2 separate regions of the Homo sapiens genome follow, and region 2 is linked to region 1. The links are chromatin loops, found by intact Hi-C in ENCODE. Cell type or tissue: ascending aorta. All regions are shown on one strand. Each heading gives the region's core, and the rest is flanking DNA. Links, peaks and the distances in the headings are about the cores only. Region 1 has its middle 5.4 kb from the start of CCND1. Region 2 has its middle 58 kb from the start of LINC01488.

Region 1 (7,758 bases), core at 3,373-5,872:
CAGATGCAGAAGATAGGCAGGAACAAGGGAGGCAAGACAGCACGAATCACAATGGAAGCATGCTGCAGATCTTCTCTGATGAGAAGCCAGGGCTACCCCTACCTATCCCAACACCAGACCCTCCAGTAAAACTGCAGCGGCCCACACCACCTTGTCACCAGAGCCCACAGCTCTATGATGGGCAGCACAGATACTGCTGCTCATAAACTTGAATGCCTCACCCAGTTCTACACTAGAAAACATTTCCTACCTTTTCTGATTCTTCCCACCACCAGCTCCCAATTCAAAATCTTGATCCAAAAAGATGAAATGTATAAATAATACTATTTATAATGACATCAAAATATCAAGTACTTAAGAAGAAATCTAATAAAAGATGCACAACACCCAACACACACACACACACTCACACACACACACCTGCAATTAAATTAAGGACAATCTAAATAAACAGAGGTCTATATCATGCCCATGAATTGAATGACTCTGTTAGTAAAAGTGTCAATTCCCTCAAAATTGATCTATAGATCCAATACAATCCCAATCAAAATTCCAGCATTGTGTGTGTGCACATGTGTAAGTTGATTCTGAAATGTTTATGGAGCCCCAAGGGCCAGGAGTAGCCAGGGCAACCATAAAAGAGAAGTGGGTTGGAGGATTTAGCCCGCCAGATATCAAGAATTCGTAGCGTATAGCTTCCATGATGCTTCTGGGGTAAGGACTGAAAAAGAGACCAGTGGAACGGGATAGAAAGTCCAGAAACAAGAGATTTGTGTTAAGTGAGCAGATTTTAGCTGCTCTGTTCACAAAAAAAAGTAACTATGTGAGATGACAGGTATGTTACACTAATTCACTATGGTAACCATTTTACTATGTATATGTATCTTATAACATCATGCTGTCAAGTTTATTTCAAAAATAAATTTTACATAAAATCTTAGCAGTGTTATTCATAATAGACAAAAAGTGGGAAAATTCTATTTTTTTAAAGTACAGAAACTTTATTCCTCAAAGGGGAAATAGGTTAATAATAATAAGAAGAAGAATTAAGGCCAGGTGTGGTGGCTCATGCCTATAATCCCAGCACTTTGGGAGGCCAAGGCCAGAGGATTACTTGAGCCCAGGAGTTTGAGACCAGCCTGGGCAACATAGTGAGACCCCATGTTTACAAAAATTAAAAAATTAGCTGGGTGACGTGACAAGTGCCTATAGTCCCAGCTACTTGGGAGGCGAAGGCAGGAGGATTGCTTGAGACCAGGAGGTCAAGGCTACAGTAAGGTATGATCGTGCCACTGCACTCCAGCATGGGCAACAGAGCAAGACCCTGTATCTAGGGGGAAAAAAATGATAAGCCTTGTGAAAGAGAAATGAAAACAGCATCCACACATAAACTTGTACCTCTGTGTTCATCGGCAGCATTGTCCACAGTAACCAAAGGTAGAAACCATCCTAAGGCCCATTGACTGATGAATGGATAAGCAAAATGTGGTCTATCAATACGATTGATAGTATTCAACCATAAAGAGGAATGAACCATGGACACATGCCACATGTGGGCCTTGAAAACGTGATGCTAAGTGGAAAAAGCCAGATGCAAGAGGCTGCATAGCATATGATTCCATCTGTTGGAAATGTCCAGAAAAGGCAGATCCACAGAGAAAGATTAGTGGTTGCCAGGGGCTGGGGAAAAGGGGGAAGAAAAGGGTGAATAACTACAAATGGGTACAGGGTTTCTTTGGCGGATGATGAAAATGTTCTCAGATGGTGATGGTGGCTGTCCAACATAACAAAATCCATCGAACTATATACTCTAAACGAGTGAACTTTACGGTATGTAAGTTATTTTTCAATAAAGTGGTTTCAAAAAAATAAAAAGGTGAACCCTACCATTTCTAGGTGCTTTGGAGTTTACCGTTTTTCTCCTTGCATTCTGGAGTCAGAGTGAGAAGGCATCTCAGCTCTACCACAGCTGAATGATGTGTTGGGCTTCGGTTTCCTCATCTGTAAAATGGGGATAAAGGGCCTCTCCTTGGAGCTGCCATGAAGATTGAATTAGATGCCCTCTGTGAAGATGCAGGGCAGGTGGAGAGCACAGTAAGCGTCTCGGGGGGCCACGCCATCACCGCCAGCAGGGCTCACCAGTATCTTTGCCCAGAGAATAGCCGGGGTCTAGGGAGCAGCCAGGGTCTAGGGAGAAGGGCTGCTTCCCTGTGGAGGCTCCTAACTTTCCCATCTCCTCCCTGTTTCTCCCCTGCCCACCCCTTACTCCTGGAAGTGTGACTCGCTGCCTCCTCCCGTGACTCCCCTACATTGCATCTCCCCAGTTACTGTCGTTATCTCTCATCTCTTCTTTCCAAACAGCCTCTGTCTAGCACCTTGGAGCTCGCATGGGAATTCATGGGTGGGTGGATTCCAAGCTTGGCTTCATCAGATGACAACTAAAAGGCAGAGGCCTGGGGGGGCAAGGGAGCTCCAGGATCTGTCTCCCTTTGGAGAAGCCCAGGTTCACCTTCCCAGCAAGCTGCTCCGGCCCCACGCCCCTGGCCCTCAATAACCTTCAGTGGCTCCCTTCTTGCAGCTATAATTCCCCTCTTGGGATGCTACAAAAGGGATTCCAGAGATTTTTTTTTCAATAACTCAAAAGGGAGGGAGTAAACGATATATGTGCCCAGGACAAGGCAGCTAAGGGAAGGCCTCAGGCTTCCTTTGCCTTTGCCTGGAAGTATACCAACCCGCAGCCCGGAGGGCCAGCAGAGAACCAATGCTCAGAGCCTGGGGGCCCAAGGAATGCTTTCCAGGCTGGCGGTCCCAGGAGCCCCCTCTCCCTTCCCTATAGCAAGATACTAAGAGCAGAGGCTGGCCTGGCAGGCCGTGTCGAGGCCCTGAGCTCACATGGCCTTGGCAGCTTCTTGACAGTCGTGTCTTTTTGTTTCCAGCAGTGACACTCACTGACCCACACCTTTGGCCAGCGTCCCTTGTGACTGCCCCCTCCCGCTTGAGCAGAATGGCTCCTATTACACAATGGGTGCCAGGAACCTGGCCAGTCCATCCAGAGACAGGGCAGAGCCCTGGGCTACCGACCCTCTGGGGCCAGCAGAAACCCTCCCTATGGCTCTGCCTCTCATCCTGGCATTGACACTTGTGCCCTTAATTAAAGTGCTTCTTTTTAAAATCAACATTTCTACTCCTTTTGCAGAGTAAGAGAAAGAAGAGTTAGGGGAGAAGAAAGAAGGAAGGATTCATGGGGTTATTTTTTTTTTTTCATGTAAAAGTTTGTTCCGTGATTTAAATCTCATGTCCACAAACAGCTCAGGAGAAGTCAGCATAGAGAAGCAAGCTGACAGATTATAAAGTCATTTGTAAAATCCTCTTTCTGCATATAAACTGAAATGTGTAATTAATTCCACATACTGCGTGTGGCACATGGCCTTCATCCTGCATAAGAACAAATACATGAATGAATAAATCGAGCAGGCCTTGACACTCACCAGGCCCTGTGCTAAATGCTTTCTACATATTACCTTAATTACTCCTCACCGTGGCCTTGCGAAGAAAACGATCACAGCCCGTTTTACAGATGGGGACAGAGATTTGTCCAAGGCCACACAACTAGTGGCAGATGTAGGTCTGTATGTGACATTCTTGTTCAGTTTCATAAATGTGGCTGCCACCTGCCTGAAATTTTGAGGGAAAAAAAAGTGGTTTGGCTTTGCATGAATTCTTGAAAAAGTAGATTTTTATCTTTACCAGCTTCTAAGCAAGCTGGATTTATTCTGACAGTGTCCATGAAATGGCTACAGACCATCACCGTTGCCAATGTTGTGAACCTGAACAAGGCACCTGGTTTCTCTGTGCCTCGGTTTCCTTACCATTAAACGCATTTCCCTGAGATTAAGTGTGTGAAACTATAAGTTGGCTGGAGGAAACACCTCATAGAAGTGAGAAGATGAGGATGGGTGGTGAGTGAAGGCTTTTTCTCCAAACCCTACAGGAGATGGACCTCAAAGCAAATGGCCATGCTTCCCTTAGACTGGGTGAACTGGTGCTGCTCAGGGCTAGAAGTGTGTCTAGAAGCATGGGGACCAATGCAGCCCCCTCCACCCTAGGGCACATAACCTGTCTCTCTCCCATAGGATAGCAGAGACAGCTCTCTAAGTCAGGATTCAGCGAGATGGTCCAGGAGGGGCCTAAGGATTCCTCTGACTTATCCAAGCCTGGGGAGGCAACACAACCTAGCCTGTGTCTCAGGGGGCCCCAATCATGCCCTGAACCTCATGAGCCCAGGCAGGCATCCTGTTGGTTAAGGTCGGCCTCAGGGTCCAGGGATGCACTAGATTCTTTATCTTAAAGTGACCCTCAAGAAAAAAAAAATAAAATGTAGCTATAGGCAGTTTCTGGACGTTTTCCTATTTGTTAAGCACCTTCTTGCTCCGAGCTTTCCAGCCACAGTGCACTGGACGCCATCGGAAGGCTGCAGCTGCTATTTGGTGCTTTACCACCGCTGAGAAGGTGGAATGGTCACGGCCCGGTTCTGTCACTTTCTTCAGCCGGACAGTCGCCTTATTACGGATTCCAGTAGGGCCGAGCACACTCCTTCCTGCCCGTCTTTACAGATGAACATGCTATCGCTCCAGCAGTACAACCCGCCTTATTACGTAAAAAAGCAGCCCCTATCTACCCGCAGGGAAGGAGTATGTTCGGCACCACAGCTGGACTGGTGCTCGAGTTAAGCGTCCTGGGAGGTCCGCATGCGCTCCGGAACCGTAATGCGCGCTTTTTCTAAGCCTTACGGTAAACGCGGACGCAGGGCAACCACGTGGCGGTGGAACCGAGGCCCGGCGGGAATGCGCGGAATGCGCGGCGCGGCCTCGCGCGGTTCCCGAGCCACGGCCCAGGGTCCGGCGGCGCGCGCTCTCGCCTCCTCCCCTCACCTCTCCCAGCCGCACCCCGGCCCTGGCCCTGCCGCCCAGAACTCGCTGGGCAAGTCGTGCCCCGCGTGAACACACAGAAGGGGCTTGGGGACCGAGCGCGGCCCATCAGTCCCTCAGACCCTGAGGACCCAGAATTCCCTAAGGGGTCCGAATCCGAGTCCTGCCCCCAGCCCTTAAGGCACGGGCTCCAGGGACCCCAGGGGAAGGGCGCGGGGCATTAGGTACGCAACCCGTTTCCCCGCACCTGGAAAAAAACTCCCTTTCCCTCCCCTCCCCTGCTTGTTGAGTGTCCGGATAACCAGAACTCTAAGGCGCCCCGTAATAACGACCCCGCTGTCCCTCCACCCACCCCCAAGTGCCAAAGCGAGGGATGGAAGCGCTTTCAAGCGTTCCAAGGGCATTGAGGAGCGAGCTGGAGAGGCGCGGGGATGCGGGGTCCTCCCCGCAGTCTTCCGGAAAGGGCGGGGGAGGGCGCGGCAAGTTCCGGAGTGGGGCATGCCGTGGGAGCCCACGAGGGCCTCAGCGCGGATCCTCCGCCGGAAAACCGGCTCCCGCGAGCCGCCGCCGCAGGTTTCCTAGGCCCCGCGAGTCCCGCAGCGAAGCCCTGCGTCTCCGTCCGACGCGGGGGTCTGCTCAGCCTCGGGTGGGCCGCGGCCAGGCCTGACTGCGGGGGAGAGGGCCGAACGTGACCTCCGAGGTCACCCCCAGCCAGCTTTCTCTCCTGTGGTCGGAAGTGGTTTTCTTCTCGATCTGGGCGCCTACTCCCCACCACTTGGTCTGAGAGGGGCTGGGGCCGGAAGGCCAGGGAATCTCTGGTGGATTTGGGGGTTCATATTGCTCAGGGTACCAGCCGATGCGTTTTGAGGGGCGGGAGTCGAGGAATTAGAATCGCCTTTAACCCTCAAGAGTTGCGCCTTCAGCCTCGGGATCCCAGATGCGTCGTTGGAGCCAGGGCCGCCCCCCTACCTGTTGGGTTTGCGTTTTAACTCCAGCGCACACCTTGCCGGCAGCCCTCGGAGCTAGGGGAGGGGTCTCGTTTCCCCGCAGCCCGCCGGACAGACGACTGGGGCACGGGAGGGGCGGTGGCAGGGTGGTCTGTGTGTGGCTGAAACTAATTGATCTGGAGCGGAAACGCACGTCTGCGGTTGGGGCGATGGGGGGGGCGGTGCGGCTGTCCATGTGCCGAGCGTGTGGCTGTCTCGGGTGGGCACTGGGGCCGGAGTTCGCCCCGGCCCACCTCGCAGTTTTGGGGCGCCTGGGATCGGCGCTACGTAAGCGAAGCAGAGCTGCCATAGCACGTGGGCCGCCACGCGCACCCCAAAAGCAAGCAGTGTGGGGGGAAGGGGAGCTCGAGCGCCTTCGGAGCCCAGGGGCCGGCTTTCGGAAGCGTTTTCCCGGGCGACTTAAGGGCTTAACAATGGAAAACTCGCGGAGCCTGAGCCAAGTCCTTTCAAGTCGCCGCCAGGTATGCGGCTGCAGGTGACCCCACCTGGGTGCGCCCGCCCGCCAGCCGCCCTGGTGGAAAAGCGGGTGCGGGAGGTCGCTGGCGAAAGGTCGGGACTGGTCCCTGCACCACCCGCCCCCAACCCAAGCCCCGAGCCCCGCGGCGCGCAGCCGCGCTGAGTCCCGGGGTCTGCGTCGCGGCGCGCCGGTTCCTGAATGAACGCGCTCCCTTCCCCCGCCTGAATGAAGGTTCCCACAGCCAGGGACGGTGGCGAACACGCGCCTGCAGCGGAATTCGCTTTCTCCTGACCGACCATCCGCCCAGGCCGCGGTCACCGGGGCGGGGGCCAGGGGGCGAGGAAAGCGTGAAGGTGATTTCAGTTAATTTTGGATTTTCTTTCAAACAACGTGGTTACCCTCCCGACTGGGCCACTTGCCCTTTGTCTCCAAATGGTCACCAAGAAATAAGAACAGAGCACTTTAAATGAGCCCAGAATCCGCAGTTCCTGCTTCGTGGTGGGTTTTAAGAAGACAGTGTAAAGTAAAACTGCAACCGAAAAGTTTTTTAAAGTTGCTTTTCTCTTTGGAAAAAATAAAATCAAAATGCTTTCTCTGCGCTTCTTGAAGCAATGACCCTCAAAAGCCCAGAGGTATTGGCCCCCTCGGGGGACCCGGGGGCCGCCAAGCAGGGTTCCCCCAGGTGGGGGCTGGGCAGCTGGCGCTCCCCGCCGGGCCCCAAATTCCAGCGCCGGGCCCCAAATTCCAGCGCCTCCCCCGCGGGTTCCTGGACGGCTCTTTACGCTCGCTAACCGGGCTTGCAATTTTGCGCTCGTCCCTGAGCCGGGAAATCAACGAAGTTCCTAGTCGAGATCTGCCCGGTCCGCCTAGTAACAGCGCCGCGCCCCCATTGGCTCATGCTAATTCCAGTTTCCTCTGTCTTGCGCCCGGGATGGGGGGGTGAAGCTCCCTCCTGGACCCAGAGCCGGTTGTGCCGGAGTGGGCGAGCCTCTTTATGCCCTGCTGCCCCTAGCCGACTTCGGCCCGCTTCGCGCCTCGGGCTGGGCCAGGGCGCACGCGGGGCTCGGGGCCCCTCGCCCCACGGGATGGGAGAGGCCGGGTGATAGCTCCGGGCCCCATAAATCATCCAGGCGGCCGCCGGGTCGGGATTTTATGAATGAAAAAGCAGCTGGGCCGCCCTTGTGCGCGGGCTGATGCTCTGAGGCTTGGCTATGCGGGGGCCAACGCGATTGTGGGTGCTCGGGGAGTGGGGGGGGGCACGACCGTAGGTGCTCCCTGCTGGGGCAACCCATCGCTCCCCATGCGGAATCCGGGGGTAATTACCCCCCCAGGACCCGGAATATTAGTAATCCTAATTCCCGGCGGG
Region 2 (7,758 bases), core at 2,831-5,330, 96 kb before region 1:
GCTCAGCCCCGCTGCTCTACAGAGCCCCCCCACACTCGCCCCAGGGTTCCCGCCTGCCCAGACCACTTCTTGCCTGGCCCAGCTAGCATCCCCCTCCTCGGCCCAGGCCCCTCCCTCCCCTCATGCCCATCATGCCCCATCCATCCCCAGCACCCTAGTCCTCTTTCCAGAAGCTCCTGCCTGCAGGCTCTGCCATAGCCGCATCCTGTCTGCTCACTGAGCTCATTCCCCACCAGCAGCACCAGTCTTGTGAGAAGCTCCTCGGGCCCTGCCCCCTGTCTCCTTGAACTGGGATGGACTGAACTATGTCTCCTGGAATAGACTGAACTGTGTCTTTCCCATGCTCCTATGAGGACATCCTCATCCCCAGAGTGAAGGTATTTGGAGACAGGGTCTTTGGGAGATGACTATGGTTAGGGAAGGTCTGAGAGTGGGGCCCTATGATGGAATTAGTGCCCTTATGAGAAGCAACACCAGAAAGAGAGTCCTTGCGAGCTGTCTCTCCACCCCCACCATGTGAACACAGAGCGGACGCAGCCTTGCACACCGGCAAGGCAGGGAGCCCTCACCAGGAACTGAATCAGCCATCACCTTGTTCCTGGACCTCCAGCCTCCAGGTGGGTCAGGTGCACTGAGTCAGTGAATGAATGAAGGGCTGGTTCCTGTGCCCATGTCTGCACGTGTCCTCCCTCTGCCCGGGCATCTCCTGGAGCCCGGTATAGGCAGACTCCAGCAGGACCTGTGCTGCACGCCTCAACTCCCCAGGCCCCTCCCTTCACTTGTTTAGAAATGCACTGGAAATACTGTGGGCGCCATTTTCACCAATCGAGTGTGCGGAAGCTTTTAGTAAACACGGGTTACTTTGATGCTAATTATATTTAAATAACATGTGTGTCTACAATTATATAATTATACATATATGTAAATACAGAAAAAAATACCAAAAAATAATGAACTATTCCCAGGCAGGGGTCTTCTGAAGGTTATGGGATCATTTTGACTTGCTCTTCTTTATACCCTTGAGTATTCTCCAACTTGCTTACAATGAGCGCGGATTCTTTTTTTAATAAGCAGAAAAAAATGTTGCTTTTAACATTTAGGAAGCTGTCCTGAGTATCTGGCACATTAAAGGGAGCTTGCTGGGCACTGTGGGATTCATCGATAGGTAAGAAGGAGAGGCAGAGTCCCTGAACTCCATCAGCCTCCAGTCTGGACAAGACCAGACACCCACACGCAAAGTGGAGCCAGGTGGTGCCCTGTGGGAAGCCAGCATGTGCCAGGCACCTGGAGAAGGAGCCAGAACTGGGTCTGGGCTGACGGAGGGGAGACCCACAGGCTACGTGGAGAGAAGAAGCATGTCTGGCAACGGAGGGCACGCGGCTGGAGGGGCTGAGGGGATGCATGAGAAAATGAGTTTGGCTTCAAATATGGATGTCACCAAATGCCAGCACAGGGCCTCAGACTGGACACACGGCCCGTGGGTCACCTGGTGCCTGTAAAGGGGCACCGTGTTTCTTCTGAAATATCTCTGGCCACTGGGGAAACGCCGTGTGTGTGCTGGAGTCACATTGCATCCCTTGCCTGGACACAAGAGCAGGCCCCACCTTGCTCTATCTTCAAAACGCTACAGCACGGAGCCCCCAGAAGCAGGGGTACCCCTTGGGTGGCCGCCTAAGTCAAGAGGCCTTGATAACCGGAAAGTCACACTTTTTTCTTTCTGAATGGTGCAAATCAATAGGAAAAATCGAGATTGTCTGAGGAAGCTTTCTTCAAACATTACAGAACATTGTCCACACTGAATGTTTTGTTCATGTTTGAGGGCTGTGTAGAGGGGATTGATGGAGATGGTGGGGCTGCTAAGGCCCCCATATGTTCCAGAGCTTGAGGCACAGGCCCAGCACCCAGTGGGTGCCCGGTGTGATTGCAGAGCCTTCTGAACGGTGCTGTGTGGGTCATGGGAGCACTTGACCCATCCCAACCAGAGGATGGCCATGTTGGGGGATGTGGCTCCAGAACCCCCAGTGCCCAGCCCCTACCAGTCTTCTTCCCGAGCTGATTTCCGAGGGCATAAATCTGCTTCCCTCCTGCCCCTCACTCCTCTAAAGAAAGGCCTCCTGCATCCCTGGATCCCCGATTTCATCTTTGAGGCCACCAAAAAGTCACTTCCTCCTTCCTTGGTCTAGATGGTCCTGACCCCAGCAGAGCAGGGACTCGGCAGGGCCACTGCTTAGGGAGCATTGAGAGCAAAGGGGCTGCTTTCAGCCGGTGGTTCTCAAAGTCAAGGCTTGATGAAGACACGTGCAGAAAGGAGATGGGCTGGAACTGGGGGGCCTCAACTCTGCAGCTGGGGAACCTGACCCAAGTTGACCAAAGCTGGGGGACGCAGGCAGAGTCTGGCTCTGGCACCTCCAGCTGAGCCACCACAGAGGGTCCTCAGCTGTAAAGCAGGGACCCAGGGACCAGCAGCCACAAGGCAGGGTTGCTGGGAGGGGCCATGAGCTGAGCAGCTCCGAGGCTACACCCCAACTGTGTCTGATTAAGTCCTTTCTGTTACTCTTTAGGACTCGCCCCCAACGCCAACCCTCCTGACCTTGTCCCAAGTCTCCCCTGGCTGGTTTCTCACATTGTCCTGGGTCTTGATCACTGACAGTTGACATAGCTGTCCCCCACCCCCAATCATCCTCCCCCAGGACAAGTGACATGTCATAGTCAATGCTGTCTCTCTCCGGCACCCACTCAGTGGAGCCACTCAGGGCCAGTTAATTCAAGGAAGGAAGGAAGGAAGGAAGGGAGGGAGGGAGGGAGGGACGGAGGGAGGAAGGAAGCAATGCCTCTGTTGGAAAGGTACCCAGGCTGCCTTTTCCTCCTGGAGATCAGGGCCTGCAGCAGGGCTGGAGTGGGCAGGAGGAAGCCCTGGCAGGACATGCCCAGCCCCTCTCATGTGGATGGCAGCCATCCAGCAAGAGAATGTGGGCAGAGGAGGTGGATTGGTCAGGGCTCTGCTTCAAGCCAGACTCCTGCCTGTGGGCCAGGCTAGGGGACTGAGGCCTTGGGTGAGGACCTGAGGCTCTGAGCTATGGTGGACCCAAAACCCAGACCTCTGCTTTCGCCAGTAAGCGGAATAGCATCAGGGATGATGGGCCCTGGCTCACAGGCCACCCGCTGCTGAGAACGTGGCGGGGGACCGAGCCAGGGGCTTCAGGCCAGCTGCAGTGAAAGGACGGGAGGGGCAGCCTCCGACTTGCCTGGTGCCAGCACCTGCAGCCCACAGTGCACCGAGCCTTCCCAACCAGGCCCCACCATCAGATCCAGCAGCAGGCCCCTGGATTCCCTGATTTCATCTTTGAGGCCTCCAAAAAGTCACTTTCTCTTTCCTGTCAGGCACCCACTCAACAAAGCCACTCACAGCCAGTTAGTCAGAAGGAAGGAAGGAAAGAGGGAAGGGAAGGGAAGGGAAGGGAAGGAAGAGGGAAGGGAAGGGAGAGGGAAAGAGATGGGAAGGAAAGGAGACTTCTCAGGCCCCAGAATTCTGGAAGGCTCCAAAAACCTGGTTAGACAGTGGCATGAGGAAGCAGCGTGCCCAAGAGTGAGGCAGCATTTGCCACAGCGGGATATAGAAGGGAGAGGTAAGACGGCGTGTGCCGGTGCCCACAGCCTCTCAGCCGCAGGGGACCGAGGGAGCTGTGGCTTCCCTTCATTGCCTACTTTTAGGTTTTGTAACCACGTGAATGCCTCATCCACTGAAAAAATTAAACTTACAAACTTGCCAGAATTTGCCCCTGAGGGCCCGAAGCCCCCCTGGGCGAGGACGCTGCAGCAGTGCATGTGAGTAAGACCCTGTATCTGCAGGGCCACCCCTCTACCACCCATCTCGGCACCCACACCCCCTCAGCACCCCAGGCTCCTCTGCAGAACTGAGGCCCCTCCCCTCCACGGAGGCACTTCCCTGTCTCAGAAGGGAGGAAGTCTCTGCTTGAGTGCCACCTGACTGGAATCTCACAGGAGGAATTGAAAATCAGCGTCACAGGCCCCACTCCTGGCCTCCACCCCAGCCTGGCTTAAAGCAGAAAATCAACACATAGAAGGAGATGGCTATTTTGAGTGCTGGGAGCCAGTTTCTCTCCCTTTTCTCCCTCGTCTTCCTCCCCCTTTCCAAGGGCCTGGCCCCTCCTGGGAAGGCAGGGAAAGGACAAAGACCCTGGGAGAGGGACGCGCCTGCCACTGCCCAGCCTGGGCGGCAGAATGACACAGGCGCTGGAACTCACCCTGGCATTGGCCTGGCAGGAAGGCCCAGCTGCCCGCTGGCCCGGCTCCTCCTGGGCAGCTCCGTGGGAATTCCCTGGGGGCAGAGCGCATTACAGGAAGCGGCCGCTGGGTGCAGGGCGGGCTTCTCTGGTTCCCATAGACCATCCCCTCCCCATGAACTGGAGCAGGCTTCCCGTGCAAGCCCATTTGGCCTGGAAGTAGGAAAAATACCGCTCCTATGGTTCTGTGTTCTGCTGGAGAAAAGTCTCCGGGGCCGGGCCCCACCCCGATCCCCGCTTCTTACCCACCCCACCTACCCTGGCCGTCCCTCCACTTTCTCCTTACTTCCCCCAACTCAACCACACTCCACAGGGTCATGGCTGCTTTCTCTGAGCTGACAATGCTGGTGCCACTGCACACAGGACCACCTTCTGCACCCCTAAAGGGACAATGGCCGGTTGCTGGGCTTGGTGATGGTTCAGGGTCTTGAAAACCTTTTCTCTGCCCGCCCCTGCCCCCACCAACCCACCACAGACTGAGACAGCAATCCCAGGGCCTCCGTGGGAGAGGAGAAGAGCGTCCCAGGACACCACCCACCAGAGCAGCTCAAGCCCCCAAGCCAATCCCTGCCCTGGTTCCACACCCCAGCCCCCACTGAAACCCCGGAGGCAAAGCGTCGCTCTAGCTCTTATTCTTAGCATCGAACTTGCTCCCACTACGGTGGGAATAAGGTACCTGGCGCCGGTGCATGTAACAATGGGCCGGGGGCTCAGGCGGCAGGTTCATTCTGAGAACCCTCCACCTCCTTAAGACATTTCTTGAGGACTTGGGTTTATGATGAGTGAGTCATGGAGCCACATAATTAGAGATAGGAAAGGCAGCTTTGCCAGGGCCTCGACTTGGACCAGAACGTTCTACTTTTAGATTCATGGAACAATCACATCTCACTGGACCTGAGACAAGTGAGGAAACTGAGCCCCAGAGAGGCAACCGGGACTCTCGGTGGAGTACATGGGGAGCAGGGACAAGATGAATGGGGGTCCCACATCTCCAGAGGTCTGGTGATCTGGCTAATACATGGCATCAGAAGTACCAACAGCTGTAGGAAGGGAGGCTGCATCTCCAGCCCCCCAGGAAGGCATGGGACCAGTCCAGTCTGAAGAAGGAGCTGGGGGCAACCCTGAGGGTCAGCTCAGGCCTCAGAGCAGAGGACAGCTGGGATCATGATTGGTTTTTTTCAATCTCAGCCTCAGAGCAATGCTCCAAGAACAGGAACCTAAAGGAAGCCAGGCTACGAGATCTGGCACTTGCATCTGCTCCTGGAAGCCAGCCTGGCCTCTGGAGGCCTGAGAACCTGGTGCCACTGTGAGGACCTCATGCCACTGTGAGGACCTGGTGCCAGTGTGAGGACCTGGTGCCACTGGGCTCTCGCTCTGGGCTTTTCCTTTCAGTTATCAGTCTGCAGTGGAGACTGGTTTCCACTGCCAGGGTGAGGATGTTTGGACACCATGAGAACCCTCTCGAAATTCCAGGGTTTTGAATTTCAAGCTGAGCTGGGTCCCGGTAGTATTCAGGTTCACAGGAAGTTGGCACAAATCAGCCTCCTGCTTATGATGGGCAGTGGGGAGGGGGTCAAGGAAAGCCTCTTAGGAGGTCACAATGACATCTCAGACACCAGCGAGTGCTTGTGACACATACTGCTGAATGAAGTCTGGGTGAATCAGAAACACGAGGCTGCATTTCCCTTGGAATACACTCGGGGTTAATAATTACATGAGAAATCACTTGGCAAATCCATGTGGGGTGTTGCTGAACCCAAAACATTCAAGAAGATGTTTGACTAATCCCATCCCTGGGCATGGCCCATTCTTTCCAAGAGGGCAGGGGATGGCTTTAAACAACTATGGGCCACATGCTTGCAACCCACAAGGCCTGGCTGCTTTCCAAGAGTGTTTCTCTGCCCTTGAACATCTAGGAATCGAGTTCACCTGGGGAGAGGGGATTTTTTTCCCAAGTGATTCTATGGGAATTGATTACCTGATTCTCTGGTTCTAAAACTTCAACAGCATCTACTGGGAAAATGAGGTGGGGGGAACACGGGGCGGGGGACGGGGGGAGGTGAGGTGGGCGATGGCTCCTGGGGGACTTGTTAAGAAATATTTTGGATGATTCAATGACTCTCCGGACTAGAAGCCTTTTGATTTTGATTAACCACGAAAAAAACTCCACCGGCAACAGTGAGATCATTGCGTGAGTGGGGCTGCTTCGTATTGTCATGAGAGTTCCATGAAGGCCCCGAGGGCACTCCGAAATATCACAGTGGCTTCCAGGAAATTCTCTGCCAGCATCTGCAGGCGGGAGACAAAGTGTTGCCTTGGTCCCATTTCTGGGGCAAAGGCGACGCTCCGCACCCTGCACTTGGCGCTCTGCGCTCCGCACTCCGCAGGCCATAGTCTGCACTCCGCAGTCCCCAGCCCGCACCCCACACTCTGCTCTGCACTCCGCACTCCGCACCCTACTGTCCGCACTCCTCACTCCACAGTCCATACCCCACACTCTGCAGTCCGCACTCCGCAGTCTGCACTCTGCATTCCACACTCCGCAGTCCTCACTGCCGCAGTCCACACTCTGCAGTCTGCACTCCTCGGGCTGCTGGCAGGGCCCTGCGTATCTTTGCTCAGAACTTTCCTTCCCAGAGCCTCAGCTTTTCCGGCTGCCTGGGTGGCCTCAGAGGGTCTAAACAGCTTTCCATGCTCCTTCGCACCATACCTCTGGGCTCGGGGCACAACTTCTGCCACATTCTGTGCCACGTGGTCACTAGCACTGCGCGGCCAGATTTCCACAGGCGTCCATGCCGCAGTTGTGTGCTAAGGGTCTACTGTGTGGCAGAGACGCCCAGACAAAGAAGACACAGCTCACGGGCTTGCGTGACTTACGGGTAGGGGGACCCACCCACCTGGTCATGGCAAACCCCTGAGAGAAGTAGAATGCGCTGCCTTGTCCATCCCCCGCCACCCATCCATCGGTTCATTCATTCCATGAATATGTGTTGGGACATGTAAGACTTGCTTTCATCCCCTGTAGTTGCTATGACAAAGTCCCACAAACTGGGTGTCTTAAAACAATAGACATTTACTCCCTCAGAGTTTCAGAGGCCAGCCATCCAGAATCAAAATGTCAGCAGGGACAATGCAGTATGGCTTAACTGTGTCCCCCAAAAGTTCATGTGTTGGAAACATGGTTCCCAGTGCAGCCGTCTTGAGAGGTGGGACCTTCAGGAAGTTGCTGGGCCATGAGGATCCTGCCCTCGTGAGTGGATTAATCCATTCAGGGGATAATGGATTCATGGCTTATGGAGGGAATGGGGTAGTTATCACGAGAGTGGGTCTATGATGAAACTCACTTCAGCCATATCTCATGAGCCCCCGGGCATCTGAGGCCCTGTGCCCCTCGGGACTCTGCAGAGAGTCCCTGCCAGCAAGAAGCCCCACATCAGAGGCACCCCTCAACCTG

The links. A loop is a pair of places that touch in the nucleus more often than their neighbours do. Peaks named below come from ENCODE experiments on the same cell type or tissue, not always from the same donor. Only the 100,000 strongest peaks of a DNase experiment are listed, where the experiment ranks them.
Region 2: it touches region 1 in a loop (5-fold over the local background); 4 of 110 quality-filtered maps call a loop at or near these places.

Annotation. Positions count from the first base shown.
Region 1 is chr11:69,631,848-69,639,605 of GRCh38, forward strand. No RefSeq gene overlaps it. Among named protein-coding and RNA genes, the nearest start is that of CCND1, 5.4 kb to the right of the region's middle. RefSeq lists a silencer at 6,177-6,380 and enhancers at 6,193-7,133, 7,134-7,758. In ascending aorta, for the core only: no CTCF peak of the experiment used is centred there; a DNase peak (open chromatin) is centred at 4,774; H3K4me3 peaks cover 1,640 bases; H3K27ac peaks cover 512 bases; H3K27me3 peaks cover 907 bases.
Region 2 is chr11:69,535,982-69,543,739 of GRCh38, forward strand. No RefSeq gene overlaps it. Among named protein-coding and RNA genes, the nearest start is that of LINC01488, 58 kb to the left of the region's middle. RefSeq lists enhancers at 942-1,443, 1,444-1,943, 2,691-3,351, 3,370-3,514 and a cis regulatory region at 3,437-3,440. In ascending aorta, for the core only: a CTCF peak has its summit at 4,385; DNase peaks (open chromatin) are centred at 3,860, 4,330 and 5,148; H3K4me3 peaks cover 1,021 bases; H3K27ac peaks cover 2,500 bases.